Regions from separate parts of the Homo sapiens genome. Here all the other regions are linked to region 3. The links are chromatin loops, found by intact Hi-C in ENCODE. Cell type or tissue: heart left ventricle. All regions are shown on one strand. Region 1 overlaps LINC02823 (long intergenic non-protein coding RNA 2823). Region 2 has its middle 61 kb from the start of DCN. Region 3 overlaps DCN (decorin). Region 4 overlaps LOC105369896 (a long non-coding RNA gene).

The links. Hi-C counts contacts between places; a loop is a spot of excess contacts. Peaks named below come from ENCODE experiments on the same cell type or tissue, not always from the same donor. Only the 100,000 strongest peaks of a DNase experiment are listed, where the experiment ranks them.
Region 1: it touches region 3 in a loop (2.8-fold over the local background); 26 of 110 quality-filtered maps call a loop at or near these places.
Region 2: it touches region 3 in a loop (3-fold over the local background); 13 of 110 quality-filtered maps call a loop at or near these places.
Region 4: a loop joins it to region 3, with 4 times the contacts of the local background. A loop is called at or near these places in 6 of 110 quality-filtered maps.

Annotation. Positions count from the first base shown.
Region 1 is chr12:91,351,336-91,359,335 of GRCh38, reverse strand. All of the region lies in intron 2 of LINC02823 (long intergenic non-protein coding RNA 2823), which reads right to left. It overlaps LOC105369896 (a long non-coding RNA gene), which reads left to right. Exons shown (of 9, transcript XR_001749251.2): 8 at 6,101-6,251. Among named protein-coding and RNA genes, the nearest start is that of LINC02823, 28 kb to the right of the region's middle. In heart left ventricle, a CTCF peak has its summit at 3,747 (motif pointing right); a DNase peak (open chromatin) is centred at 3,765.
Region 2 is chr12:91,239,593-91,247,592 of GRCh38, reverse strand. No RefSeq gene overlaps it. Among named protein-coding and RNA genes, the nearest start is that of DCN, 61 kb to the right of the region's middle. In heart left ventricle, a CTCF peak has its summit at 4,189; no DNase peak of the experiment used is centred here; H3K27ac peaks cover 3,365 bases.
Region 3 is chr12:91,173,542-91,181,541 of GRCh38, reverse strand. DCN (decorin) reads left to right here. Exons shown (of 8, transcript NM_001920.5): 2 at 2,957-3,200. The coding sequence starts at 2,990. Among named protein-coding and RNA genes, the nearest start is that of DCN, 5.3 kb to the left of the region's middle. In heart left ventricle, a CTCF peak has its summit at 3,329; no DNase peak of the experiment used is centred here; H3K4me3 peaks cover 8,000 bases; H3K27ac peaks cover 8,000 bases.
Region 4 is chr12:91,272,939-91,280,938 of GRCh38, reverse strand. LOC105369896 (a long non-coding RNA gene) reads left to right here. Exons shown (of 9, transcript XR_001749251.2): 9 at 4,104-4,714. Among named protein-coding and RNA genes, the nearest start is that of LINC02823, 50 kb to the left of the region's middle. RefSeq lists an enhancer at 7,944-8,000. In heart left ventricle, no CTCF peak of the experiment used is centred here; no DNase peak of the experiment used is centred here; H3K27ac peaks cover 4,373 bases.

The DNA of each region.
Region 1 (8,000 bases), 180 kb before region 3:
CCCTGGGCTTTATCTCTGGATTTATTTTGCGTAAGGAAGAATTGCATTTCTTCCTTGATAGACAATTTTCTTTTCCAGTCTTTGTTTCAAATTACACAACTCATGACTTATATACTGAAAGGATGGGAAGTGATCTAATTCAGTGAAAGTCATACCTGGTGAGGGACTATCTCTGTGGGTACAAGTTGGAGGCACCTCAGGCTTTGGCTTACAGAACGGTATAGAGCCACTTTTCATTCTCAGAAATATGTACCATCCCTTTGGAATCCCTGATTTTTCTCACCTCCTCCCTGAGAATAATTTCACTATTTTGAATACGGTATTTTCAGGAAGGCCCATAGGCTGGGCCAGCTATGGCTGCCTTTCATTGCCATTTGGTTATCTGATTAAGCATTGGTGTATGCACATATATGAACTATTATGTCATAATTCAAAAAGTATCCATATTACTTTTCTGCAATGGTAAATTCTTGGGCCAGGAATGTTAACCTGTGAAGAGGACAGTATGTGTGACTTTCAGAACAATTCCACATGGTGACAGCTTCTGGCATGCTCATGTTCCTCCTGTGGACTAAAAATTGGCATCTGAAAGACATGGTAGAACTAACAAGGGATATGACGGGGCTTCAGGGAGGTGGTGGAGAAGCAGGAACGCACTCCAATTGCACTTAACATTTTCCTTCTTTAAACCACATGTCCCAGGGTTTTTACTATGATAACTGAGAAGTCAATGAAACCTCCAATAGGAGTCACAAAACCCAGAGAAAATGTTTAGTTCCCTATAATTAATAGGTTCAAGCACATTGGTGATCATAGGCACTTTTTCTGACGCAGTGATTTTTCCTTATTGGGACACTATATGCCTAGCGTGTTTTTTCACAGAGGTTTGGCAGGATTGGAAATCACCAAGGGATAATTTCAAGTCTTCAATGCCAAGACAACTGGCATCTGAAGGTGTTATTACTTGTGTCCTTTCAGAGTTCTGCCAAGAATAATTACACCACTAAACCAACTAACCCTACAAAGTAATATATATTTCTCAGTAATCTTTTCTGTTAATTAATGAAAACTGACAGTAGTCAAAGAAATAATTGAGCATCCTTTTGAGATTGAAAGAACTCACTAGATATGTATGTATGTTATCAGTTGTTTGCTTTCACTTTTGCCCTCAGCTGGCATACATATTTGATAGTACCCACTTCTCAAGATAAGCCTTGATAGTAGTCTCAAAGATACTGTGCAAGGCCGCTTGACCTCAGGGTGCAGTTTTCTGGTCTATGTTAGTGAAATCCTTTAGTGTAGAAAAGCCTTAATACATCTGTATTTTGTTATCTTTCTTATGAGCCACCATAATGGCAGATGCCTGAAGACTACTGCATGGAGAAACTGGGCAATTAATTAGTATCCAATTATTATTTTAAATTTTTTATTATACTTTAAGTTCTGGGGTACATATGCAGAAGGTGCAGGTTTGTTACATAGGTATGCACGTGCCGTGGTGGTTTGCTGCACCCATCAACTTGTCATCTACATTAGGTATTTCTCCTAATGCTATCCCTCCCCTAGCAATTATTAGGATCTTATAAGTCCTCGATTATAAGCGATGCAATCTTTTTGAGTGCTAGCTTGAAACTGGCAAACAAATATTCTTCTGCATTCTATTGGCCAGAGCAAATCACAAGGCAAACTCAGATTCAAAGGAATGAGGAAATAGCCTCTTGATGGGATGAGGTTCAAAGTTCCACTGCAAAACACATGAAACAGAGAGGCAGGAAAAACAGGAATAATGCCTGCAATCAATCAATCTGCCACAGTAAAATAGCACAAGGTGCCAAGGGAGCATATAGAACATGCATATATTCCAGCCTAGAAAGTCAGCTCTTTCCCAGAGGCTGCAATTTCTGGGCTTAATCTTGAATGATGGTTGTCACTGAAAAGGTAAGGATGAGAGTCAGCGGTAGGGAAGGCACTTAAAGGCATGGGTAACCTAAGCAGGCATAAAGTCAGGACACAGTACCTCTTTGAAAAGTGCGGTATTTGTGTGGGCAAGTAAAAAATGAGAGAGGCAAAAACCAAGTTCTTAAAACACAGTCAGCCTTGTATGCATTTTGGAAATTCTCTATGCTTGCTTTCTTTTCAAATTATTTTGTGACCTTGTTATCTGTCTAAAAACTTAAGTTTTTCTGTTCTCCTTGATGTGCAGAGGTAGAGGAAAACATACCCAGGAATAATGTAATTTTTGACTTTCGCTGTGCGTAGAAATATCTTCTTTGACAGAGTTGTCCTCAGTGTTGTGTTTTGAAGGGCTAATGAATATTTCTTCTTCTGAGATAGTCCAGAAGGGAGCCATTTAGAATGCCTGATGTGTGGATAGATGGCCGTCAATCAATATGTCTACAAAGCAATTCTCTGAATGCCAGAGGATAGTGAAGAAAACTAGAAGGAATTTGAAATGAGAAAGTATGACTTTTAGGCCATTAAGGTTTTCTTTCAAATACCTGGTATGATGAAAGGGAAATAGAAAAAAACTCCAACAGCTGTTAATACATGGAACTAAAAGATGAGTGTGTAATATAGAAATTGATAAAACCATTAGTCTAGATGAGCTTTCATAAAGCATTTGATTCTCATCATTTTCTATTGACTCTTTATGGTATAACGTATTCCACAATTTAAAATTATCTTAGTTTTCATAATTTCAAAAAATATCAAATTTTATTATATGTTATGAAATACTGGCCCCAAGCCAAATTATTTTGTCATTTGTTTGGAATGAGATCCATGAGTTCCTTAAGACATATGTCCAGAACTAAAATATTTTCATAACTATAAGATAATATTGTTCTTTTTAAAGTTTTGTTTTTCAGGGTTTTAGCATTTCATATACATAATTTCCTTTTCCCAACTGCCCTCACCTATTTCCCTGGCATACTACTGGTATTTACCTGAGACTTAACTCAAGTTTATTTTTGCCTATATAAAGCTTATTCTGTCTTTGCAACCCTGCTCCACCCCAACTCACAGAATTGAACACTCTCTTTTTATGTGCAAGCACTGAAGTTGGCACCAGTCTCTGGGATCTACTCTAATATCTGTTATCACAACACATTGCACATTGTATTAATGTTTTCTTCATCATTAGACTGTAATTTATTTAAGAGTTAAGTCTGTGTTTTCTTACTCTTTGTGTCCTTTCTTCCTGTGGTGATGACATAGCAACTGCCCAATACATACTCATGGAAGTTAACTTATGAATAAATAAGTGAGTGGCTTTCAACTGCAGATGCAACTTTGAATGAGACGGCATCTGTTTCCACACCAAAAAAATTTTAAAACATAATATTTAGATTTCTTTCAATAATTAATTATTTATAAAGTCCTTTTGCATACTCCATCATTCAACTGATACTTACAACAATAATATCAGCCCCATTTTAAAAGTAAGAGCGTTCATGTTCATAGTAAGTCATGCAACTACATGAAAACTCAAGTATTCAGCTAAAGACACACATCCTATATTGCACACTGTTGAGAGAAATAGCAACTAAATGGGATGGCAATTCTGTGATTAACCTCTGTAACAAAAAGATTGGGTCATTTCTTTTCTTCTATTCATTTTTCTTGTGTACAAGTAAGAGAGGTCTACAAGGTGACCCCCAAGTTCCCTTCAACTCTAGCATATGAAATCTGCTCACTCACATACTCATTAAACGCTCTGTCTCTGGCCACCACATCAACTGACCACGAGATGGCGATGCAGCTTAACTCAGCACCCAGGTCTGTAACCCCAGCATCTAATGAAAGCCGTGCCCAAGGCAATTTCCCATATTCAGCAAATTTTAAAACATAGACATTCTGTCATATTTGAGAACTCACCACCTCCTTTTTCAAATATGACTACTGGCATGGAGAAAATGTTTCAAGATGCCAGCCATCCCTAAGATCAAGCAAGAGGGACATCAACTTGAGGCCAGTGCTAGTGAACAGACTAAGAAAGCTCATTTACATGACGGAAGACAAAGTATAATATCCACACCAGGGCAACTTTACCAGGTAGAAAAATTGGAGACTGCGTCTTCATCAGACTCTAAATTTCGATACTTTCAACACCAGATTTGTTCTCTGTTGAATCCCTGTAAATATTTAGCATGAACAAATGCACTAAGCACCAACTAGGAGTACCTCAATATGATGGGGTCTAGGGAAGAGGTAGTCAGTCTTCTGTAAAAGTTCACAATCAGACTCATATGTGTAACATATGTTTAATGAACACATATTGTGTGACAAGCTCATGTGTTAGGTCTCAGATAAATAGCATTAATAGTGGCTACTATTATTTGTTATTTATTGATTGCTAATTGCCACGGCATATGCATAGCACTCTAAATTTCAACTCATTAAATATTTATGAAAACATTACATATTAAGGGCTAGTAGCCCTATTTTACAGATAATGAAAAGTAGGCTCAAAGAGGTTAAGGCAATTTGCTACGATTACTACCATTTACTAAGATTACTGCCATTACTAAGATTACTGAGTCCTGGTTTTACAATAATGGAAAAGCAAGAACACTGAGGATAGAGGAAAGGCATACGCCAGCAAACATAACACATAATATTCCTGACAATAACCAGAAGTGCAGTCAAGGACACTTTCAGAGCACAATGCTTCTTCCTTGCCTTGGTCCCTGAAATTCACTTCCACTTGTTCAGAAAAAGAAAAAAGTAGGATTTCTGATTTGTTTTACAATATCCATTGTCTACCAATTCTCTCATGGCAGTATGGTCTTCAGCTGGCCCACTTGGGGATCCCTAATCCTGAACATTTTATTACCTCTTTTGCAACCAGTGCTGCTACTGGGCTTGTACTCTTGGAAACATTTCACAGGCAAGACTCCTCCAACCCATACAGAGGCTAGAAAGAAGGCAAAGAGACACGTTCTCAGAATGATATAACAAGAATCCCTCATCAAGGCTTGGTTTGTGTCTCTGTTAAAACGTAGTTGAGACATGGAATCAACCTAAATGCCCATCAATGATAGACTGGATAAAGAAAATGTGGCACATATATACCATAGAATACTATGCAGCCATAAAGAAGAATGAGATCATGTCTTTTGCAGGGATGTTAATGGAGCCGGAGACCATTATCTTTAGCAAACTAACACAAGAACAGAAAACCAAATATTGCATGTTCTCATTTATAAGTGGTAGCTAAGTTATGAGAACACATGGGTGCACAGCTAGAAATAGCACACACTGGGACCTTTCAGAGAGTGGAGTGTGGGAGAAGAGAGAGAATCATGAAAAATAACAAATGGGTAATAGGCGTAATACCTGGGTAATGAAATAATCTGTACAACAAACCCTCATGACACAAGTTTATCTATGTAACAAACCTGTACATGTACCCCTAAACTTAAAATAAGTAAAAACAAACAGAAAAGAATAGTTATTTTTAAAAGTTTATATCACTTCTACCAAGGAGCATAATTAATTTTGGCCATCATTAGAATATATTTGCTGTATGATTAACTGAAACATAAAATAATTTTATAATATACCAAGGCTCTGAAATAAATGCTGATTTTTTTCTTGACTCGGAGTGTGGGTTCCAAGGTATTTTTGTCCCATGTCAGCTGTTCTAGGGTGCCACATTCTCATTTCAGTTCTCTTTTGTTTTAGCTGTTATTTATATAATTGCTTGAAGTATCATATTTATTGATTTTTTTCCCACAGTTTGGTTCTCACTACATAAATCTGGCTATATTACCAGTACGGTAACTCTAGCCCTGTGGAGACAATGTGGCATAGAAGTTGAAATCCTTAACTCTGGAGACAGACTGACTAGCTTCTAATCCCACTCCTGCCACTTATTTCATGAGCAGTCTTGGGAAATGTGCTTAACCTCTCTATGCCTTAATGTTGTCATCCATAAAATGATAATGATTCATTTTTGACATACAACAGAGTTAGAAAGCATCTACTATATTCCACACAATGCTCAAGTAAAAATCACTAAATAGAACAGACCCCAAATCCCTGCTTTTGTGGGAGATGACAAGGGTAATGCACATCAATGGAATTTGTGTCCTTATAGGCTCAAGGAGCTCTCTTGTTCCTTCCACCATCTGAGAACACAGTGAGAAGTCCCCAGGCTTCAACCTGAAAAAGGGCCCTCATCAGAACCTGATCATCAGAACTTGGCACCCCAATCTTTGTCTTCTGATCTACATTGTGACCTAAGTCAGGTAAATACATCTGGCATACATCTTTGACATTTTTATACAATCTCTATGCACTGTGGTTTTAGATGTGCAATAATTTGTACAATGGTTTATTCCCAAGAACAGATTTTTTGTGTGTGTATACTTCCTTGCTTTAATAAATATATGATATAAATTTAAATAAATTTCTATTTTGTATATTTTTGTTTTGTTTTTTGTTTTTTGTTTTGTTTTGTTTTTGAGATGGAGTCTTGCTCTGTTGCCCAGACTGGAGTGTAGTGGCATGATCTCGGCTCACTGCAACCTCTGACTCCCAGGTTGAAGTGATTCTCCTGCCTCAGCCTCCCAAATAGCTGGGATTACAGGCACCCACCACCATGTCCAGCTAATTTTTGTATTTTACTAGAGACAGGGCTTCACCATGTTGGCCAGGCTGGTCTTGAACTCCTGACCTCAAGCTATCCACCTACCCCAGCCTCCCAAAGTGCTGGGATTACAGGGGTGAGCCACCACACCCAGCGTATTTTGTATATTTGTAAAGTACAAAGTAAAATGAACATTTTATGGAGTTTGTATTTTGCATACCCAATGTGAGAATTAAGTTTTAAATAAATAAACCTATAATATTTTATCTGAACAAAAAAAAAACAGAACTGTGATAAATTTATATTGCTTATAAGCTACCAAATTTATGGCATTTTGTTATAATAGGTTAAAGAGACTAAGACAAATAAGGTGTTGGACATCTTTTATTTGGTATTTGGTATTTATTTGGTATTTATACATCTTCTTTGATGAGGTATCTGTTAAGGTCTTTAGCCATGTTTAAATTAGTTGTTAGTTTCTTATTGTTGATTTTTAAGAGTTCGTCATGTATTTTGGGTAACGGTCCTTTCTCAGAAGTGTCTTTTGCAAATATTTGCCCTATTCTGTGGCTTATTTTCTCATTCTTTTGACATTAACTTTTGCAGTACATGACGTTTGTTCCATCACCGTTTGCTGAAAGAACAATCCTTGCTCCATGATATTGCTTTTGCTCCTTTGTTGTATTGGGCTGTTTTTGCATTACTACAAAGGAATACCTGCGACTGGGTAATTTATAAAGAAAAGAGGTTTAACTGGCTCATGATTCTGCAGGTTTTATAGGAAGCATGCTGCTGGCATCTGCTTAGCTTCTAAGGAGGGCCTCAGGAAGCTTACAATCATGGCAGAAGGCGAAGGGGTAGCAGGCACGTAACATGCTAAAAGCAGGAGCAAGTGAGAGAGAGGGAGGTGCCACTCACTTTTAAACAGCCAGATTTCACAAGAACTCACTCATTATTTTGAGGACAGCACCAAGAGGTTGGTGTTAAATCATTCAGGAGAAATCTCCCGCCAAGATCCATTGACCTCTCACCAGGCCCCAACTCCAGCATTGGGGATTGCATTTCAACATGAGGTTTGGGAAGAGACAAATATCTAAGCTATATTATCTGTCAAAGACCAGTTATCTATATTTATATGAGTCTATTTCTGGGCTCCCACTTCTTATCCATTGATATATTTGTCTATTCTTTCACCGATACCATCCTGTCTTGATTACTATTGCTTTACTCTTTGAGCATTTAAATATTATATGCTTGTTATAGTATTTATAAATGTTTGTAATTTCCTATTTTGATTTCCTTCTTTACTCTAAGACTTACTGATAAATATGTTTTTAAAACTATACACATACAAATTTTAGAGGCTTTCACTTGTTAACTTCTTATATGTTATTTGCTTCTGCAATTT
Region 2 (8,000 bases), 66 kb before region 3:
AAACTCCAACACCCATTAATTACAAAAACTCTCAGAAAGTTATAATTACAGAATATTTGCTTGAACATGATAGCAAAATGTAAAAAAAAAAAAAAGTTTATAGCTAACAGTATATGTAATAGTGAAATACTGAAAGCTTTGCCCCTAAGATTAGGAACATATTAAAGATGTCTACTCTTACCTCCTATATTTAACATAGTACTACAAGTTCTGGTCACTCCAGTGAGGGAAGAAAAAGAAATGAAAGTTATACAGATTGGAATGTAAGAAATAAAATTGTCCCTATCTGCAGATGACACGATTGTCTTAGAAGAAAATTCCAAGATATCTCTATAAAAATTAAAAAGTAGAACTGTTAAGTTAGTTCAGTAGTTTGAAAGATACAAAACCAACACAAAGAAACTCATTCTTATATGTTAAAAAATAGCATGTGAAAACAAATTAAAAACACAATACCGTTTTTAATCACTCCAAATAAAATGAAACTCATGTATAAACTTAAGAAAATGCATACAGGATCTCTACACTGAATATCCCAATATATTGTTTGAAATAAATAAAATACCTAAATAAATGATGAGAGTTACTCTGTTAATGAACTGTGATTCAAGATATGAACAATCTTCTAATTGATCTATATGTTTAATGCAATTTCCAACAAGATTTACATAGGCATAATCAAGCTTATTCTAAAGTTTATATGGTAACACACAGACTCAAGAATAGCTAAAACAATCTTGACAAAGAATACAATAGAAGGAATTATTCTACCTGATATTAAGTCTTACTATTTAGCTATAATAAATGAGAGGGTATATTATGGCATAGGGATACAAGCAAATATCGATAGTAAAGAGTAGAAAATCCAATAATAGACCCAAAGGAATACCGACATGATTGCAATAAAGTTCAAAAACAACTTGCTAGATGAAGGATAGCCTTCTCAACAAACAGTGCTGGAGCAACTGTATATCATAGGCAAAATATGAACTTTGATTTAAATTACATGTTATTCTAAAAGTGAACTCAAGATGGATCACAGACTTAAATGTAAAACAAAATGATTGATAAATTGAACCTCATCAAAATGAAAAACTTTTCCTTTGACAGTGACCTTTATGAGTATGAAAAGACAAACCACAGACTTGGAGAAAACATTTGCAAACCTATCTGACAAAGGACTAGTATCTAGAATATATAATGAACTTTCAAAACTCAACATTAAAAAGAAAACAATTCAATTAGAAAATGGGCAATAGCCAAATATATTTCAACCAATGAGGATATGCAGATAGCAAATAAGCAAAAGAAAAGATATTCAAAATTATTATGTATTAAGGACATTCAAATTAAAATCACAATGAGACATTACTACAGGACTATCAGAATGAATAAAATGAAAAATAGTTACAACACCAAATGCTGGTCAGGAGACATACAAATTAGCTCACTCATACATTGTTGCTGGGAATGTGAGATGGTACAGCCATTCTGGGGAGCAGTTTAGCATTTGCTTATAAAACTAAATATATATAGTTACTTCGTGACCCAGCAATTGAATCCTTGGGTGTATATTCTAGAGAAATGAAGAGTAATGCTCACAATAATATGTATATGAATGTTCACAGTAGTTTTGTTAATAATAGCAAAAAAACTGGAAGCAATCCAAATGTTCTTCAACTGTTGAATAAACAAGCTTGATACAACCGTACCATGAAACATTACTCAGCAATAAAGACACAAACTATATTATTGATACAAAGCAACTCAGATAAATCTCAAGGAAATTGTGCTCTGTAAAAAAAGCCAATGCTGAAATATATGATTTCATTGATATAACATTCTTGAATTGACAAAATGGTAGAGACAAAGAACAGATTAGTAGATGCCCAGGTGTTATGAATGGGGGGACAGGTAGAGGAAGGTAGATATTGTTATAAAAGTACAATCAGAGGTATCCTTACAAGTGATAATTTATAAATTATAAATGTTTATAATTAAAAATCAAAAGAAACAAGTAAAATGGCAGTTGTTTTTTATTTGCAAAATGTTTTTAAAATTATACTTTAAGTTCTGAGATACATGTGTAGAACATGCAGATTTGTTATATAGGTATACGTGTGCCATGGTGGTTTGCTACACCCATCAACCCATCATCTACATTAGGTATTTATCCTAATGTTGTCTCTCCCCTACCCTCCAAACCCCAACAGGGCCCGGTGTGTAATGTTCCCCTCCCTTTGTCCATGTGTTCTCATTGTTCAGCTCCTACTTATGAGTGAGAATATGCGGTGTTTGGTTTTCTGTTCCTGTGTTAGTTTGCTGAGAATGATAGTTTCCAGCTTCATCCATGCCCCTGCAAAGGACATGAACTCATCCTTTTTATGGCTGCACAGTATTCCATGGTGTATATGTGCCACATTTTCTTTATCCAGTCTAACACTGATGGGCATTTGGGTTGGTTCCAAGGTAGAGTAATTCCTTCCATTGTATTTTTTGTCAAGATTGTTTTAACTATTCTTGAATCTGTGTGTTTCCATATAAACTTTAGAATAAGCTTGATTATGTCTATACAAATCTTGCTGGAAATTGCATTAAACATATAGATCAATTAGAAGATTGTTCATATCTTGAATCACAGTTCATTAACATAGTAGCTCTCATCATTTATTTAGGTCTTTGATTTCTTTTTTTGCAACCCCTGCACTTTTTTGCTTTCCATTTGCTTGGTAAATATTCCTCCATCCCTTTATTTTGAACCTATGTGTGCCTTTGCATGTGATATGGGTCTCCTGAATACAGCACACCAATGAGTCTTGACTCTTCATCCAATTTGCCAGTCTGTGTCTTTTAATTTGGGCATTTAGCCCATTTACATTTAAGGTTAATATCATTATTTGTGAATTTGGTCCTGTCGTGATGCTAGCTGGTTATTTTGCCTGTTGGTTGTTGCAGTTTCTTCATAGTGTCAATGTTCTTTACAATTTGGTATGTTTTTGCAGTGGCTGGTGCTGGTTTTTCCTTTCCATATTTAGTGCTTCCTTCAGGAGCTCTTGTAAGGCAGGTCTGGTGGTGACAAAACCTCTCAGCATTTGCTTTTCTGTAAAAATTTGTATTTCTCCTTTGCTTATGAAGCTTAGTTTGGCTGGTTATAAAATTCTGGATTAAATTTTTTTTTTAATAATATTGAACATTGGCCCCCTCTCTCTTCTGGCTTGTAGAGTTTCTGCTGAGAGATCCGCTGTTAGTCTGATGGCCTTCCCTTTTTGGATAACCCGACCTTTCTCTCTGGCTGCCCTTAACATTTTTTCCTTCACTTCAACCTTAGTGCATCTGATGATTATGTGTCTTGGGGTTGCTCTTCTCTGGTAGTATCTTAGTGGTGTTCTCTGTATTTCCCAAATGTGAACGTTGGCCTGTCTTGCTAGGTTGGGGAAGATCTCCTGGATAATATCCTGAAGAGAGTGTTTTCCAGTTTGATTCCATTCACCCCATCACTTTCAGGTACACCAATCAAACATAGGTTTGGTCTTTCCACATTGTCCCATATTTCTTGAAGGCTTTGTTTGTCCCTTTTTATTATTTTTCCTCTAATCTTTTCTTCTTGCTTTATTTCATTAAGTTGATCTTCAATCTGTGATATCCTTTTTTCCCCGTGATTGATTCGGCTATTGACACTTGTGTATGCCTCCTGAAGTTCTTGTGCTGTGCTTTTCAGCTCCATCAAGTCATTATGTTTTTCTTTAAACTGAATATTCTAGTTAGTAATTCCTCTAACCTTTTTTCAAGGCTCTTAGCTTCCTTGCATTGGGTTAGAACATGCTCCTTTAGCTCAGAGGAGTTTGTTATTACCCACCTTCTGAAGCCTACTTCTGTCAATTCATCAAACTCTTTCTCTGTCCAGTTTGGTTCTCTTACTGGAGATGAGCTGTGATCCTTTGGAGAAGAAGCGTTCTGGTTTTTGGAATTTTCAGCCTTTTTGCACTGGTTTTTCATCATCTTGGTGGATTTATCTACCTTTGGTCTTTGATGTTGGTGATCTTCGGATGGGGTTTTTGTGTGGACATCCTTTTTGTTGATGTTGACGATATTCCTTTTTGTTTGTTAGTTTTCCTCCTAACAGTCAGGCCGCCCCTCTGGTGCAGGTCTGCTGGAGTTTACTGAAGGTCCACTTCAGACCCTGTTTGTCCAAGTATCACCAGCAGAGGCTGCAGAAGAGCAAAGATTGCTGCCTCTTCCTTCCCCTGAAAGCTTCATCCCAGAGGGGCACCCACCAGATGCCAGCCGGAACTCTCCTGTATGAGGTGTCTGTCGACCTCTGCTTGGAGGTGTCTCCCAGTCAGGAGGCACAGGGGTCAGGGACCCACTTGAGGAGGCAGTCTGTCCCTTAGCAGAGCTCGAGCACTGTGCTAGGAGATCTGCTGCTCTCTTCAGAGGCTGAAGACAGGAACATTTAAGTCTGCTGAAGCTGCGCCCACAGTTGCCCCTTCCCCCAGGTGCTCTGTCCCAGGGAGATGGGAGTTTTATCTCTAAGTCCCTGACTGGGGCTGCTGCCTTTCTTTCAGAGATACCCTGCCCAGAGAGGAGGAATCTAGAGAGGCAGTCTGGCTACAGCCGCTTTGCAGAGGTGGGCTCCACCCAATTTGAACTTCGCAGCCGGTTTGTTTACATTGTGAGGGGAAAACCGTCTACTCCAGCCTCAGTAATGGCTCACACCCCTCCCGTCACCAAGCTTGGCATCCCAGGTTGACTTCAGACTGCTCTCCTGGGAGCAAGAATTTCAAGCCAGTGGATTTTAGTTTGCTGGGCTCCATGGGGGTGTGATACGCTGAGCTAGAACACTTGGCTCCCTGGCTTCAGCCCCCTTTCCAGAGGAGTGAAGGGTTCTGTCTCGCTGTAGTTCCAGGCACCACTGGGGTATGAAAAAAAAACTCCTGCAGCTAGCTCGGTGTCTGCCCAAATGGCCGCCTAGTTTTGTACTTGAAACCCAGGGCCCGGGTGGTGTAGGCACCTGAGGGAATCTCCTGCTGCAGGTTGAGAACAAAAGCATAGTATCTGGGCTGGAATGCACCATTCCTCAGGGCATGGTCCCTCACGGCTTCCCTTGGCTAGCGGAGGGAGTTCCACAACCCCTTGCACTTCCTGGGTGAGGTGATGCCCCACCCTGCTTCGGCATACCCTCCATGGGCTGCACCCACTGTCTAACCAGTCCCAGTGAGATAAGCTGAGTACCTCAATTGGAAATGCAGAAATCACCCACCTTCTGCGTTGATCTCGCTGGTAGCTGCAGACCTGAGCTGTTCCTATTTGGCCATCTTGCCACCCCATCTAAAGGGCAGTTCTTAAGATTATGGCTGAGGTAAGTCATTGAAGAAATACGAAATCAAACAGTATAGCCTGTAAAACATCAACAGGACTTTGAATTAAATAAAACAGTAAATACCACTACAATCATAAATAGCGAGATGAATATTTAATAATATGCAAAGCACCTTACCCCCGGAAAAGAGAAATTGTTAGGTATGATACTCATATTTTCAGAAAATATTAATCAGAGATGCTTACTCTGGGAATGTTTCATGTGGTTATGCAAAAACTTTGAATACATGGCTGCAGACTTTGTCATAAAACTCAGTCTGTTCTTGGCACCATAATTTCAGAGGAATATGAAACATTTCAGAGGGTTTGAAAGAATCTCAGATTATTATTAAAGAGTTGGAGAAAAACATCTCTTTAAGTGAAAGCTAGAAGAATCAGCATGGTTTGAGGCAGAAAAGAGAATGACAGGAAGAAGCTTCAAGTTTTGTTGAAAGTTGTTAACCAAAGGTAGGAATTGGCTATTGTCTGTTTACACAGAGAAAGAAACAAGGTGACACAGATTTACTTCTCTACCTGAAAACATTTTAGCACAACAATAAAGTGACTTCAATGAGTACATGTTAAGAACTTAAATTTATTTAACTCTTAACATTATTAAATAGGCATTGTCGTGCCTTTAAAAAAGGATACATTAAGGCTCAAGAGTTTTTTTTTTGTTTGTTTTTTTTTTTTTTTTGCTTTTTGCCTAAGGCTGTACAATAAATGGTGGAATTTTCGTTCTAATCAAGAATGGCTAATTTCAGTCTTTCGGTTTCTAACCAATGCACCAGATCAGAGGTTGGCAAACTACGACTCAAGAAAATATATAGTCTTAGGCTTTTGTTGTATGACCCATGAGCTAAGAATGATTGTAATATATTTAACCACTTAGAGGTATAAAAAATTAAAAAATAATGTTTGATGACATGTGAAACTTGCATGACATTCAAATAGTTGACTAGTCCCACCAGAGACTATATGAGGTAACAAAGCCTAAAATATTTTTTTACAGAAAAAGTTTACTAATCCCTGCATTATGATATTCCACGCTGTATTGAACTGCATAAAGAAATATTCAACCTTGTAATGTTCTAGGAAGTAAAGGAATCTTCTCTGATGCACTATAAAACAAGATATATGCTCCTGTATCAGGAAGGGATGAATTTAGAGATATCTTGAAGATAGGAAAGCAAACGGGAGAGCTTCAGAAAAAATTCCAAAGCAATTATTCTTTGTACTTGTAAGCACTGGAAAATATATAAGGAAATTGGAATGGAAACCTGATGTTTCTCAAGGCACAGCACAATGGAAACAGCAGCCCATATCACATTTAAGCTGAGTAGAACATATGGTCTGGATCAGTGGTGCCCAAATCATGTAGCTTATGTTTTACGTGCTATAATGTTAAGCTCTAAACTCATTTTGTTTAGAAAAAAAATCAAAGAATAATATAAATCTCAAGATATTTCTGAAAATATTCCAAACAAATAACTATGCTGACTGTAATGCTATCAGCCCATGACTTCTAAAAATAAAATTTAAAAATCCAAGGTTTCTGTGAAATAATTGAGTGGAAAAAATAACAGTTCCTATGTCTAAGCCTCTCTTTTCCAGAGCATAATAATACCCTTAGTTGAAAATCCGTAACGTCAAGAGATAATCCCTGAAAACTATGCAGCATCCCTTCAAGCACTGCAGCAGAGGATTTGTGGAGAGATGGATGGGAGAATAATTCCTCTTTGCTTTCTTTGCCCTTTCCTTAATTTCAGAGATACTGTTGGTTTGCCTTCAGTGTATTACTTTCTTCCTAGAAGGATCCTTCTTTTTAGTTTATATGTGAGTAAATTATTTTGCATTAGCTATTGTGCAGATTATCATTTTTATTAACCAAACTGGTCTTTGGGGAGCACTGTATTAGAAAAAAAACATTAAATCTTTGAAAAACTCCTGGGACTCTAGTAAACATAGTGCAAACAAATACTGCCTCTTGTCTTCATTTCAGTTTTTTTCCATTCATAAAATAAAATAAACAATCTCTAACTCTTTTGCATTGCCACTCTCAAATGATCAAAAAACTTTGGAGTTTAAGAAAGATAAAACACGATAAAAGACATTGACCTTTTAAAAAAGAATTCATTGTATTCAGTCAATTAAGCATCATTCTATTTCAATGTAGTTTTGGCATAAATAGCTTGGGAGACAGAAAAGAGACATTTTTAGGAGTATCAGCCATTTCATTCTGACAACAAAACTGATTTCATGTCTTCTGTTAAGCATCCTATAAATCTAGATATTGGCATAATATTATTTAAAGTGTGATAAGTAAAGAAAAGAAAATGAATTTTGATTGGGCAGGGACTGGGAGAAGTCATTGTACCATTCATTCGTGGCTTCAATAGTTGATGTTAAAAAAGAACCATAAAGTACTGTTTTTCTGTGAGTAAGAGTGGATGTCTTGAGAGGTTCAGAAAAAGTTCACATTGGCCTTGCACAAATATGTTTTCCACAGCTCATTGCCAGGTTGGAGAGAAACAGAAGGGCAAGAAATTAGTAAAAAATTCTGATCTCACTTTGTGTTTCTGGACTTCCCTAGAGTGGGATGTACCAAAAAAATCACACTGGAGAGACTAATGCTTTTTTTC
Region 3 (8,000 bases):
GTAATTAGCATCTTGGACATTGTCATGCATTTTTAGACTACTTAAAACAGTTTCAGTATAATTTAAACAGCATATCATCTCAATAACAATCTCTTTGGTTACTACTTGGACAGCTGCTCTTTGCTCTTTATATTTCTGATTAATTAAGGAAAGAAGGAAATGACGAAAGGAATTATCAGTATTGACAGCCCACATTAAATGTTTTAAGATGCTGGGTCTTGAAGTACCATGACACTAATTTAAAACAGATGATTTTATGGAAGATTTTGCACAAAGTTTCTGGACATGCAATTATTTTTTCACAGTACAGTCAGGGTTAAATGCACACACACACATACACTCTCTCTCTGTCACACACACATGAACACACACACATACATTCTCTCTCTCTCACACACACACACACACGAGCAAATGAAAATGAAATAAAGGTCGGTGATTGAAGTTATAAGCTGCCTGTCTATATTCAGCTTCAATCAAAAAGAATATTGTTTGGAGAATTTGTACCATTTTAACAGGAGTAAACAAACATAAATTATAATACTATTTCTCTCAGCTAATACTCAACATTTTCTTTTTGTGGGTTGTTAGTGAAACAACCAGGCATGTTCTGCTCTGGAGAAAAGATTTCAAAGTGACATCTGCATTAACTGTCGTTGCTATTTATTAAATCTGCAATGACTTTGCTTCATTTTTCTTTTAAACTTGTAAGACATTAAATATGCAAGGCTAGCAAGCTTGTGGTAAACCATAAACATTGCATTTTTAATGGGAAACAGATACAAAACCACTCCCTCAGATACAATCCAAAGGAACAGGCTGCCAAAACAAAAGTCTTCTCTTAAAGGGATACTCAGTAACTGAATGAGAGTGGGCTGCTAGAAGAAGCTTAATGTTGAACTTAAAGTGGCAGTGTGAATAATAATCTTTATGATATTTTGTTAAATGAAAAGCCACAAGCCTGTATTCAACATGTGCTGCCTTAGACACATATCAGTAGTAAATATAAACTAAGAACAAACATGTAAGAAACTGAAAAACATTTGTTTCTTCTCTAGAGAATCTAGGCAAAAATTCCCAGAAGATACCTTAAGGTTAGATCATACAAAGATCTTTCTTTTCTCTTCTCTTCTTTCTTTCTCTCTCTCTCTCTCTTTCTTTCACTTTCTTCCTTTCTTTCTTTTTCTCTTTCTTTCTTTCCTTTTCTTTCTTCCTTCTTTCTTTCTTTCTTCCTTCCTTCTTTCTTTCTTCTTTTTTTTAATATGCTACAATTGGATAATGACTCAAAACAGCTGTAAGATTCTACTTACGAACGTACAGCTTTAATATGGATTCGTCTAAGTGTACAATTCAAGGTAGAGATGATGGGACTAAATATCTGCTATGATGGGACTAAATATCTACTATGTTTTGGAGATATCAGAATGGTTTCAATGCAATTTAAAAAATATTTCATCTCCCAAATGACTTTGCTGCTATATAATCAAGTACTTTTGTTATTCAGATTTATTACGATTTTGTCACTCAGATTTATTTAGTGCACTTCAGTTGATTTAACAACATAGATTCGTGCTTGTGGAATGAATGGATAAATATGGAATACATTTATCAAAACAATACTTGTTTTTTTACAAAATGCCCTGTTAGCAAAATGAGATCATATATACATCACATAAAAATCAGAATTTTCCATATGTGTTTATTAGCTTATTAAACATAATGTTTGAGAAACTAGGAAATTGATTTATTTTTTAAAGCCGATCTTGCTTATACCAAGTTGAGGTTTTCAATCTGCTTTTTTTATATCAGAAATTCGATACTGAAAAAAAGCTAATTTTGTGTTTTAAAAAATCAGACTGATTGCTTGGAACAAATGGAATAAATCGTCTTGTCAATAAAGTGATGGTCAATTGAGTCATTTGTGTGCAAAATATTGTGCAAGGCCCGGGTACAGAACAAGGAATAATAAGACACGCCCTGAAGGAGTACATCGTCTAGTGAGGGACAGACCAAGCACGCAAAACAAATTGCAATATAATGTGATAAGTTCTTTAAAAGAGGTAAGAGCAACGTGCTTTGGGAGCAGAGAAGAGGGAGAAAGCAGCATCTTGCCTGGATGAGCCAGGGGACACAGAAGAGAAGCCCACTATCTCATTTAATCTTTACAACTCTCTTGCAAGGTCGGTATTCTACATGGCAAGTAGCTTTGATTGTCAGGGTTCAGGTGAGGACTGGGAATGGAGTGACAATGAAAAGGAATGTGGCTAGAGCTATTAATTCATACCAATTTATGAGTGGTCTGACATACAGCACAGGGACTGTGGACAGTATTGATAAGCCATAGGAAGTTAATAAATGGTTTATAGTAGAAATTAATAAGACAAAATTGAATTTTTAGACGATGACTCAGGCAGCAAAATGGAAGATGGACTGAAATAGAGGAAATATGCAAGGCAGAGATGAATTAGAAGCTCTTGTAGTAGTTTAGGGAGAGATGAGAAGGGCCTGGATCAAAATAATTGTGGTAGGATGGAGAGATGTGACTGGCTTCCAGAGATATTTCTGAAGCAGAAATTGGAGATCTCCTATGTGGATAGAGATAATTTTATCTGACCATGTGTTAAGTGAGCATTGAAAAGCCCAACATGATTTATTACCATGACAATTTTGCAAATGATTTGGATATATAGTATATCATCTTAGTTTAGACCCAAAATTCAAACAAGCAGATTTAAATAATACTCAGATTTCTCATCCTAAGTAAATAGCTGTGCAAATGATACTATAATGTACCTGATTGTCTTTCAATACATTTTTAATGCTCTGCTTCCTGATAACAAATGAAATATTATTTTGCATCTTTTCTCTGTGCTCACTGTATTGTGGCATATTATATAAGAAACGACACACAGATTAGGCAGTGCTACTCTTCTTAAATCTCTCATTTGTTTCCTAGGTTCCCTGGTTGTGAAAATACATGAGATAAATCATGAAGGCCACTATCATCCTCCTTCTGCTTGCACAAGTTTCCTGGGCTGGACCGTTTCAACAGAGAGGCTTATTTGACTTTATGCTAGAAGATGAGGCTTCTGGGATAGGCCCAGAAGTTCCTGATGACCGCGACTTCGAGCCCTCCCTAGGCCCAGTGTGCCCCTTCCGCTGTCAATGCCATCTTCGAGTGGTCCAGTGTTCTGATTTGGGTGAGTGGGATGCAGTTTCTCTTTACCTACCTTACTTGTTTTATTCTTGGGAATGGCAACTCTGAGAGTTTAGCATTTTCAGTTTTAATCTCTCTAAATTTGAGAGACAGTGCCACCTAATGAGGAGTAAAGGAAGCAGAACAGGATAGAAAGAAAAGTAGCGTTGTTGTTCTCTCTTTCTCTCTCTCTCTCCCTCTCTGTCCCTCTTCCTTTTTTCCTCCATTACTTTGCAATCTTGGACAAATCATTTTTAAAAATATTTCTGAGCTTTATATCCCTTCTTCTACAAAATAAAATTTTGAATTAAAAAAGTCTTATGTTCTAAAATTTCAGAGTAATGGTTTAATCTTAATTCTATAATATGCTTTTATAAAATATTAGATATTAAGAAAATCAGGTCAGTCTCTCTACTATTCACTTAGCCCAGACAACAGAGTTTCAACATTACTAAATTGTAAAATAATCAGTTATCAAAAGCAAAACACATCAAATTTTATGACAAAATCTTATCTTTCAAGTATCAAAATACTCCCTTAATCTCTGAGTCTTAGTTTTGTCTTTACTTTTGACATTTTGTAATCCAGCTGCTTATATTCTTTAGAAAGTTTCAAAGGAAATATTTATCACTAAGGTATGGTGTAAATATTCAATATAATTGTGTTACATATATCTTTAGCCTAACACCCTAAAGACAGTTTGATTTATCATCTTTTCAGAAAAATTTGGTCTGGAAATTCCAAGAGCATTACACTTAGAAGATAAATCTCCAGAAAGATTGAAGCTCAGTGGATGGGCCAAAGGGGAATGAACTCAGTTTACATGGCAGCTCATTCACATTCCTCCTTTTGAAGGGGTGTATTTTCTTACTGGAGATGAAAAGAAAAAAAAATCTTTATATCATGATTCCGCCATGTGTACTTCCTTCTGGAAGAAATTCCATACTATGATCAGGCACTTCTTTCAGAAGTCCTATATTTACTCAGAACATGCTTTCTAGCAGTAGTTTGCAGAAGAAAAATGCAACTTCTACAATTGGAATAAACTGCCTATAGGAACCCAGAAAAAATATAAAGTATATTCAGTAGTAACGACTGAAAAACACTTGAAATAGCTTCTTCAACACATATATTGTATAGCTATTTAAAACCCAAATACAAATGTTATATGAAGACTTTCAAAAGGCCGCAGGATAATTCCAATGGATCTATTTGTTCAGTCATTCAGAAGCTATATCGGGAACCCATCATGGATGAGCTCTGCTCTAGGCATGGGGAGAAAGGATGAGGAAGACAAATATGGCCCTAGTTCTTGTGGATCTTATGTTCTAGTGGTGGTGACTATTACTTTTTGAATTGTGTATTTGCCACAGGGGAGATTGGATTACTCTTCAGAAATTTTATAAGCATCTAGAGATGACCTGCATTATTGCCTTGGGCAGGAAAATAACAGGGTTGAAAAAAATCTGAACAAAGAAATCACCATTTGATGGATATACACAGGATAATCTTTTCTGAAGTTACTAAAATGGCGAAGTTCCCAAAAAATGTAATGCGAATTAAATTTCACTTTGCCTCTGAGAAAAAGTTAAAAGAATTTATTATTACTCTCGCTACATGTATTATCAAAAATGAAGGGTTGATATTTTTAAGGAAAGAAGAGTTGGCCAGTCACTTTAGTGAAGTTTTATTTTTTCGTAAATATAGTTTGCCTTTGCTTCCATGAAAAAATAGCTCATAAACCTTGACCCTGATGAAAGCACTGGGCCAGTTTTCCAATTCTCTGTTATGTAAAAAGGCATAAGTCAATTGTTCAAAGTGAAACAACAACAACAACAACAAAATGTAGTCTTAGGAAGCAGCAAGTTCACTGACTTGGGATCTTTATGACAGTTTTGTTGTTGCCATTGATATTGTTTTGTTTATTTTTTGTTTTCAGATGAGAAAGTTTTCTACATGTTATCTTTTTTCTAGGAGCTCAAAGTGTACATCATTCCTTTATTATAGCTAGGTTTACTGACTCATATACTAAGGAAGTAGCTAAAATTATAAAAATAATTTGTTTTTAAAACCATATTTAACTAAGGGAACTAAGTAAGTTCCAATGAGCAGTGGTCTCATGCAAGGTATTTTCAATATTTTAAAATTTACAGATGAATATTTAAATATATTATAAAAGTTTTAATCAGCTATCTCTAAGAAAATACATTTCTTAAAGGGAAATGAAATTCACTTGACTTTAAATAAAACAAATGAACTCATTTCATGTTTTTAACTATTATCTAACTCTTCCTTACTTTATGATGCTGGCAAGCTGTTGAGAGCCTTGACATCTCCATCTGCAGAAAAATCACAGTCTTAGAAATCCTATTAATCGTGTGAGGTACCTGGGTCATAGTAGCAGCTTCATGCAGTGTTAAAATTATATGATGATTATATGCAGTAACAGATGAAGAAAAAAAGAAAGAAAGCAGGAGAAATGCACCACCTCATTCATTGTAAATGCAGTATAGTTGATTTTTTAATTTGTTTTATGTCCTCTAGTGATCTAAGCATGAAGCTTGAATTATTATAATAAAGAAAATAAATGCAATGCAGTTGGGGATGGCAAATGTTAATGCTTATCTGTATCAAAGACTAACACTGTCTTCAGGATTATCCTTGGTGGATTATCCTTGGCAGACACTTAATGAGCAGAGAGAAGCTACAATGTTGAAGGACAAAAGTCCTTTGTCATCTTATTATCGAAATAATGTTTAATACAAATAAACTTTTTAAATTAAAATGTTTGACTACTTTTTACCACTAAGAAATATTCTTGGCAAAGTTAAACAACATCAAAATTTTAAACAATTCTTTCAAAGCTAAGAAGTAAAAACCTATGAAATTAAAATTATGTAATTACTCTGCAGGATAATTTGATGCCTCTGGAAAAATGCATGGACTGTTTTAGTCCCTAATTCTAATTTATCACAGTAGTATTAACACGTGCTTTTTTTTTTTTTTAAGAGGATGAGGGATTGAGACAGTAAACATGAATTCCTCATAGATATTGGCCAAGTTGTTTCATTGAACTTGTTGCAACTTACCTTGTAATTGGAACCACAATTTTATGAGACCCATATCTTGTCTTCTTTTATCTATCATGTTAAGAAATAAACCAGTTCCCTCTTAATTATAGCATTTATTTCAAAAAGCAATGTTAAAAATAAATGTAGAGTTAGCAAATTCAGAAGTCTTTCAGTTACTTTATAATAATAAATCCACAATGTAACTCATTCTTCTAAAAATCAAAAAAATTTAAAACGTTCTGATTTTGATGGGATTTTCTATTTTATATGCTTGGCATCCTGAAGAAGACAGCTTCCCTTACTTAGGTACTCTTTGGCTTAGCCATTCATCTTTGGATCAAGTGTCACCAGGTAGTATAATTTGGTATGGACTTAACACCTCATTACTGAAATGCAAATCAGTCCTGACAAGTCAAATAAGAACAAGTATTGTCTTTTGACTAGTCTCCAAAATTAAAATAATAATTCTTGATGTATTTCTTATAAACAAATTTCAGAAGAGTTAAAATGCCTCTTAAAACTATTTAATAGTGGAAAGAACTTGGGCTGTGCAGTTAAACACCTCTGATCTCAAATTCTGCTTTGCTGTTTACTACCTGTAACCTTGAAACTTTCAAAACTTTGTTTCCTCATTTGATAAATGGAAATATATCTTATTTCACTGGGTAAGAATAGAAAAATATATGCACAAATGTTTATTATAGTAACTTACATTTCACTTACCATTTCAGGCAAAGTTGGCTAAGAACATGAGGCTGTTTCTGATATTTCCTTTTATTTTTATGTATTAATGAGAATAATAGGTATAGGCCATATACTTATTAGAGACTCTCAATGACTTATACTTATTATTCTCAATTCATATTATATCATATTATACTCATTGAAAATAAGCCATATACTTATTAGAGACTTATTTAGAGTCTTATTAGAGACTTATTAAGAGTCTCTAATAAGTATATGGGTTGTCAAGCTAGACACAAAATAGTACCATCTCTCTCCACCTCTCTAAAGAGGACCACATCATCTCCAAATGTAAATAGACAAGAACAAAAAAAATTGTGCATTTACTAGGCAATTGAATGTTCTCCAAACCAATATTCCTTTGAACAAAATGAGTTTGTTTGATTTGAGAACAATGAAGTATTTGGCTATTTTATAATCATAAGTGATTCATACCCCCACACACTTAGCCCTCTAGAAATGGTGCCAGAAGATGAAACACATTTAATTTTGCCATATAGAAGCATTGCAAATAACTACTGGTTTCTAATAATGTACCTTATAATGCAAATAATGTTTTAATTTTTAAAAATATCAGAAAAAGTACAACCTTTTAAATTATGTAGTTGCTTCTTCTTCATAATCATTTTTCTTGAACTGGTGAAAAATTTTGTCAGAAGTTACCACTTGGGACATATTGTACTACAGCTTCTCGCTTGGCTGGAGAAACTGGTTTTCCAGAAGCAGACCTTATACAAGAGGTAAATGAACCATTAGACTTCTCCCATGAAATCAACCCAGAAAAATAAATTAGGACTATTTTGTAGAGGAACAGACAGAATGCTAGAGGCTCAGTTGCCTTTATCATTTATGTCTGGCTCTGCAGCAGCAGGGGTGTGAGGTGCTCCTCATTCAGAGTTTCGAATGCACCAAAAGGGTGTTTCCAAAACATGATATGGGAAGGAGGCTGTGCACAGAGTATGACCACTGGATTGCCTAAATTGACATTG
Region 4 (8,000 bases), 99 kb before region 3:
TTCACCCACAATCACACATATCTACCTACCCCCAGCCTGATCCTCCTCTTCTCTTCCTTTTCTACGGATAGGCATGTTGAGTTTGAAGTGTTTGTGTAAAATTATAATAGAGATCTACCATATGCAGTGAGATTTGAGACTGAAATTCAGAAAAGTTGTCTGGAATGGAGCTACAAGTAAAAGAAGCATGATTCTGGATAAGATAGCATGGGAATATTGTATAGAGTGAGAAGAGGAGAGGGCCTAGGATTCAACCATGACTAGTTGCAACATTTAAAGTCTAAGCAGAAAAGTGCAAGCCAAATTGGCAAAAAAAGACAAGGAAAATGTGGCCACAGAGGTGGCAAGAGAATCTAGTGTCATGAAAGTCAACAGAATAGAGTGTTCTGGAAAGAGGCAATTTAATGATGCTGCATAGTCAAGAGTAGAAAATGTCCAGTAGTTTGAGTGTTATTAAGGTTTTTGAAACCATATTAAAAATGATTTCAGTGACATAAACGAATGGAAACCATAATGAAGAGGATGAATAAGAGGAGAGGAAATTTGAAAAGTACTTTAACGTCCTCCCGTTGCTCTTAGCATAAAACCCAAAATTCCTTATCTAATTTGCAACACACCCTCTGACCTGTTCCTTCTTTCTTCTCTGGCTCATCTCATGGCATTTCCCTACTTTGAACTCCAAGTAACACTGTGTTTATTTCAGTTCTCTGAATATGCCAGTCTTGTCCACCAGACTGTAAGTTTTATGAGGGATGGAATCAGGTCTGTCTTGCTGAATAAACTTCCTCAGTATCTAGCAGAGTGGCTTACATGAGGTAGATGTCCAATAATGATTTCTTGAATCTATTAATAACACTTCTTGTGCTTAAATGAAATATAGGAGTGAGGGGAAGAAGACATAAGGGGAAAAAAGGAAGAGCCAAAAAGCAGAGGAGAGAACAAGAAGAGAAACAAAAGGCGGGGTAGAAAAAGAAAACATAAAAACAAATACAGAGGTCAACAATTACCAGATTTCCTAGATAAAATCCAAAGTCTTTAATTATCTGTAGCTTACACATGCATGAACATGCTTTACCATGATTACACATGATTTGCCTCTTGACTAAGAGGTACACATGATTTACCCTTTGACTAAGTTTGTAGTTCTCGTCTGGCCATTGGTCCACATCCACTCCAACACATTCTTGCACTATAGCCTACACTCGAGCCCTGGAAAACTGTATGCATTAATTGCATAGGAAATAATCTGTATTATTTGTTATATTATCTCTGACTACTAGGCTTTTAAAATGCTATTCCTTTTGCCTGGATCTTTCCTCCCTTCCCAAAGTTCAAACAAGTGATTGAACTGTTTTCTACTAAACCATGTATCTCAGCTTAGATCTTACATTCTTCTGAAAGTGTTTTTTCATAGTACTCCAATGAAGATTAGCATTATGGCAGTATATAAATAACATTGTTTTTGGTACATAGTGTAAACTAATTAAAAATAAATATTATTATTGGTGTAGTGGTTATCTTTATATAATACTTAGAGTGATTGAGGGAAATATGTTTTGCTTTTGCCAAAAATTTATTATTGAGCTATGAAGGGGATTCTAGAGTATTAACCAAGTTCTTATTAGTTTTAAGCCACATCTGACTCACAGTCAAGGTATACAAGCAGTAATTAAGAAATTTGACATGAAAGTTTTTTTTTTTTTTTTGGCTAACTTTGCTGTTTTCTTTTTAAACATTTTGGCCAACAGTTGTCACAGCAAGGATTTGTTATTTATTGAAAGTTTGCAATGATTAACAGGCCCTGTAGTGATGCACATATCCTGAGTGCTCCGAAAGAGAGAAAAGGTACTTGTGTGCTCTTTTGAGAATATGTAGATGTAGTGGGGCAGTGGATTACATGGACAGTGATGGTTTGATTATAGTGAGTATCTTCATGTAGGAATCCATGCTTTTGTTTATTTGAGAAGACAGCTTCAAAGCAAAATCCTATTTTACGGACTTCAACAAGAAATATAGTCTTAGGAACAATGGGGTATATGCTTGGTTTTCTTCTGAAATAATCAGTCTTATTTTCTTTAAGAAGACAATACATGATATGGAAAAGAATAATCAGTCTTACTTTCTTTAAGAAGACAATACTTGTTTGTGGAAACAAACAAAAAAACTGACAGAATTTTAGCTATTTTATAAACGATAAATTGGCAAAAATGCTGAAATAATTTTATATATCTGACACAATTGAAGTACCACTTTACTTAAAATCTGAGATCAGGATTTACATGGTGAAGGGCAAAAACCATGTTCAATTGAATCTGAGTAAAAAATATCTTAGTCACTCACATGTCTAGGTTGGAATTATTTCTATAATTATCACACCTTTAGACCAATTTTTAAATATGGAATTATTTAAACCATGAAAATATATCATACCACACTTTTCAAAAAAGGGGAAATAATTTATTCATCAGATATCTACTATATGTCTACTATGTGGCATATATATGTTGTATATTTCAGTTACTAAGGATACAGCAGTGAACAAAACAGACAAATATCTCTGCCTTTCTGCAGTTCAAGTCTAATATGGGTGGAGAAATGAATAATATGCAAATAAATCATATGTCAGAGAGTCTTGAATGGTATAAAAACAATGTAACTAAGTAGGGCAGGAGAAGTGGGTGGAAGAGTTGCTGTTTGAAAAAGAATGTGAGGAAAGCTTGAATGAGTTAGATGAGAATTGAAGTGGTAAGACTGTGGCCATCAGATATGAGGAGGAAGAGCATTTCTAAGGGCAGAACAGAGCAAGTACAAAGACCCAGAGATGAGGTTGTGCTTAATGTGTTTGGGAAATTGCAAGGAAGCTAGTGTGAGTATGATGATAATAAGGGTCTGAGATAGTGTGAAGGGCAACGTGAATGGAGGAGTGCATGTCAGGGAAGAAAGAGGTCAGAAAATTGGAAAGGGTATGGATGTGGATATTGAAATCATATTTATAGGGTATATGTCATATTTTGATACATGCACAGAATGTATAATGATCAAGTCAGGGTATTTAGGATATCCATCACCTTAAGCGTTTATCATTTCTTTGTGTTGGGAACACTTTAAATCCTTTCTTCCAACTATGTTGAAATATACAATATGTTGCCGGGCGCTGTGGCTCACGCCTGTAATCCCAGCACTTTGGGAGGCCGAGGCGGGTGGATCATGAGGTCAGGAGATCGAGACCATTCTGGCTAACACGGTGAAACCCTGTCTCTACTAAAAATACAAAAAAATAGCCGGACGTGGTGGCAGGCGCCTGTAGTCCTAGCTACTCAGGAGGCTGAGGCAGGAGAATGGCGTGAACCTGGGAGGAGGAGCTTGCAGCGAGCTGAGATCACGCCACTGCACCCCAGCCTGGGCGACAGAGCGAGACTCCATCTCAAAAAAAAAAAAAAATGTGTATTTATACACACACACACACACACACACACACCCACACACCCACACACACACACAATATGTTGTTGCTAACTCTTGTCACCCTACTGTGCTATTGAATATCAGAAATCCTTACATCTGACTGTATGTTTATATTTTGATAAAATGACATTCAAAGGAAGGTATTTTCATGGAGGAGAAAGGGAATATAGCCTGAAATGAGCAGCTTCTAGAAGAGCAGAGAGGACAACTGGCTGGAGCGATGGGGGAGAGAAAAAAGCCTGGTCTAGGGTTTTGAGGGATGTGGGAGAAACAGTTACCACTTGAGAAGGCTGCAGAGGAAGCAGTGTTCTCAGAGGTGAGACTCAATTCAACTAAAGCAATAAAATAAATGCAGAGTCAAAGTTAAAGGTAGGGGATTTTGTGGATGACTGACAGTTAATCAGTTACAAAATACTCAGTGATTTGTCAGCTTCAAAAAGTGTTTTTGTGATTTGGCCTTTAAGATTTAATTTTAAAACCATACCTGCTAATCACTTATCTTATTTGTTCAGATTTAGAGGTGGAGACACAATCAATGCCAAGTTTTTGTAACTAGTCTAAATGTGAAATACACAGAGCTCTGGCCTTGCTCCAATTATGGGAATAATTATAAATATCATTTTAACTTCATTTTTCAGAACGGGGCCATAGCAGGCATAAAAGCAACAATTTATCAAACTGCCTGAGGGAATGATGTAAAAAATGCTCATCAAGAATATCCATCTGGACAGGACAAAAAATGACGCTGAGAGGACTTTGGAGAGTTTCTACCCAGTTTTCCTAAATTCCAGGAAGTTTTCTTAGTAGAAATGATGATGACTGAAAGCTACTTCATTTCTGGGATACTTGAGACTTCTGGTCTGCATATGTGACTGTAGGAAGAAATAAATAATTTATGTTTTGGAAAAACCCTAATTACCTAAAGATGACTCTCATGGAGTAAAAGGGAAATGGGCATTTGTCTTGTTTTCCCAAACTCTTTCAGTACTCAGTGAATAAAAATTAAGGTAACAACATGAATTCAGAAGGGCTTCTTATTTGAGCTCTCTTACCTGTGCAGACTTATATTATTGTGTGTGTGACAGGCATTTTCCTTATTTTATTTTATACAATGTGTGTGAATAAATTTTTATACAACTTCTTTTATTAAAGGCAGAGAATGCTTCAGCTTACCTTTGTATTATCTACATTTTGGAAACAGAATGAATATTCAAATGTTGAATTAGCTCGAATAAATGAATAGTTCTTATTTTCCAAGTTTTCCATTTTTAAATACATGTGATTACCAGTACCAAGAAAAGTTTCAGAAGGTAAAAAGGAAAAATAATAACTATTTTTCTGGTTTGTCTTTGTCTTTCATTGTCACATATTTTACTTCTTAGTCTTGCTTGATAGCAGTCATGCAAAAAAGAACAATCCAACTTCGAAAATCAGGCAGTTAATGTTTTTACGGATATGATAAATACACCGATGACTCTTCCACAAAGAAAATGTCAATCTTCAAATGTAATACACATAAAACCTAGCTTTCTTAGCGTTTAGTGCCAATATCACTTTCAAACAAGCAACAGCCTGTTACCCAAGGAATTAAAAGTAATTTGCATCTTTAATGAAGCCTCTCTTGAAATTACCACAGGGTAAAATAAAGAATATATTCTTAACACATAGAAAAACTTCTAATACATAACTTTTCCTTATATGTTTTAGTTTTACCTATCTCCCACAAATAAGTGACTATCCCAAATCTCTCTCCTCTTCCTTTCTAAACTACTCCAAACTCTCTTTTGACCTTTGGTTATGATGATCTTACAAATTTTTTTTCCCATTGCCATTATTCTATCCCCTGACCTGCTGTGACATCCATTTACATAAAATTGTCCAGAAATCTGTTGGTGAGACCAAACCTTCTTTAGCTGAAATGGGGAAACGATGGGCTGTGAAAACTCAAGCTTTAATATTTTAGCCCTGGCCAAATAAGTTATAGTAGGGGTTCAGCAGAAGTGAGTGAGAAAGAAAAATCTTTATTTGATCTTCAGGATTTCCAACTAAAAACACCAGTTAGAAAAATATTTACATTAAGCCTCCAAAGTAAAAAGATTTTGCTGGGTCTTTGCTTTAGTTTAGATTTGAAATAGAAATGAAAACTTCTCATGGCTCTCATTCCATATATGGATTAATTTCTTATCCAAATATTCTTTTGCTTTTGCTCAGTAGCTCTTGGGGATTTTCTCACTGTCATGCCCATGAAAGAAAGAAGGGCACTCAAGGAGAAGATTCTAACACTGAACTGCGTGGAAGGTTGAGAAAAAAGGGAACTACCATTTTCCAGAAGCCTTTTAAAGGGAAACAGAACACAAATCCTCTAATTAGCAAGAGCAGACTCAAGACAAGCAGGCAGCCTTCTGTTTACCTCAGGACTAGGAAGGAGACCAGCTGGCATTCTCTCAAAGATAGCAAATGCTATTTATTGCTGTGTGAAAGAACCTTGCCAGATTAAGTGTATTTGAAGAAAAAAAAAATAAAGTTTACATGAGTGTTTTTTAAACCCCTGAAGAAAATGAGTTTGGTATAAGAAGATTCTCTGGAAGCCAAGTTAACTCTGCAGTGTTCTTTTCTTCTTCATCTGCAAATTGAAAATAATACTATTTGGCCTACGCAGTCTCTCGGATTTGTTGGGAGGATCATAAAAAATAATATTTGTGAAAGCATGTGAAGAAATAAGCTATAACTTTCCATTTATACTGTACAAATGTAAAACAGTTTTATATATTTTGATTATTATCATGACTATCATAAGGCCAATGTACAAACCTGGCTTTTTTGAAATAAAATTAATAGAAAAGGATTGGACTATTGGGCCTCCCTGGAACATGTGAAGCAATTTAGAAAAAATTAAGTATTAAATAATCATTTAAAAATCACTTGGATGCAGTATCAGCTTTGAAGCTTCTAGGCTACAGTGTACCTTTATATGTATTATTATAGTGTTTTCTTTAGTATTGTGTGATAAAAGAGGCAAACTTCTATGAAAAATTCAGAAACTAATAAGATGTACATAATATGAAAAGAAAAAAAGAAAGGGAAATCGTCAAAACTGGTTCCACAGCAGAATATTTTAATAATGCAAATTATAGCAAAATGCAAGCTGAGAAATCACCAAAATAATAAAGCGATTTATAGACTTAAAAACTACCTTTTCTATTGAATTAGAGCACAAAGAAAAATCATTTTAATCTAGATAATTGTGGGATTTACAATTTTCTTTTAAAAAGAAAATTTGCTTTGTAAATGTTAGTATTGGTCAATATCACCAACAACTTTACTTTGTGAGATCTTGTCAGCTGGAAGAGACCATAGCAATGTTCGAGGTTTTTTGTTTGTTTGTTTGTTTTGCTTTGTGGTAGGGGTACTCCTGACACTTGAAGTGGGAAAATTCTTCATTGTGCTTTGGAGATGTGTAGCATTCCCATTCTGAGGGAAACAGGCATCAGAAGGCTCTCATAGTCACAGTGACAAACAAAGTTGTCAAAATATCCCTCCGGATTTCCAGCAATCGCTCAGATGGTGGTAAATTCTACTCCATCTTTCCTGGGAGCCACTTCATATTACACATCAGGAATCAGAGTCCCAAGGAAGTTAGTAGATTTTCCAAAATCCACAGAATGGCAGACCTGAGACGCAACTTTCCTTCCTGGTACTTTTCCACTACCTCATATGCCTCCTCTCCAAGTTCCCGTAAAGTGCAATTGGAATAACCGTGTGTGACACAACAAAGTTTGAACAGAGATTACCTCTCTAGAGCAGTAATGAGGGCACAAAAGTGAAAGGAATTTCACTTTTCCATATTTTTGTGAATTCTTTTAATAATTCACAATAAGTACACATTGGATTTGTGATGTTTAAAACAAAAAACAAAATTCTATTTGATGTCCTTTCTTGCTACTCGTAAGACAGTTTAGAGAAGAATATTTTTGAATACTCCGTGGAGTACTTCTTTCCATTTTTATGCATGGAAAGAAATGACACCAAATGCTGTCCGGGTGTTACTCTTCTTCATGTTTATAACACACTCTCTGTTTCTTTTAAATATTAAGTATTATGAATAGGATGTTCCTTCCATTTGATTTTTTCATTTTTACTCTTTTTTTCTTTTCTCCTCCTCCCATCTCACTATGCAATGTCAGTGAAGTATTCCCCCATGTCATATATTGGTGGCCCTACACTGAAACATGACAAAATCATGGCAAGGATAAAATGGATGGGACCATTGAAAACACAGGTGACAAAATACACTTTTTCTAAAGATAGTATTTGCAAATGTGATTTTTCAACAGGGCAGAAGGCAGACTAGATTAAGTCATTTCCAATGCTAACAAATAAAATACCTATTTTGAAAACTGAGGGTATCATTTACCAACCTGAGACCACTAGTTTTACCAAATTCAGACCTCCCTCATCAGTGGCGTACAGACTACATTATTTTAGAGGATTATTCCTATTTTCACATATTTTCTTCACCAGCCTTTCATCACATG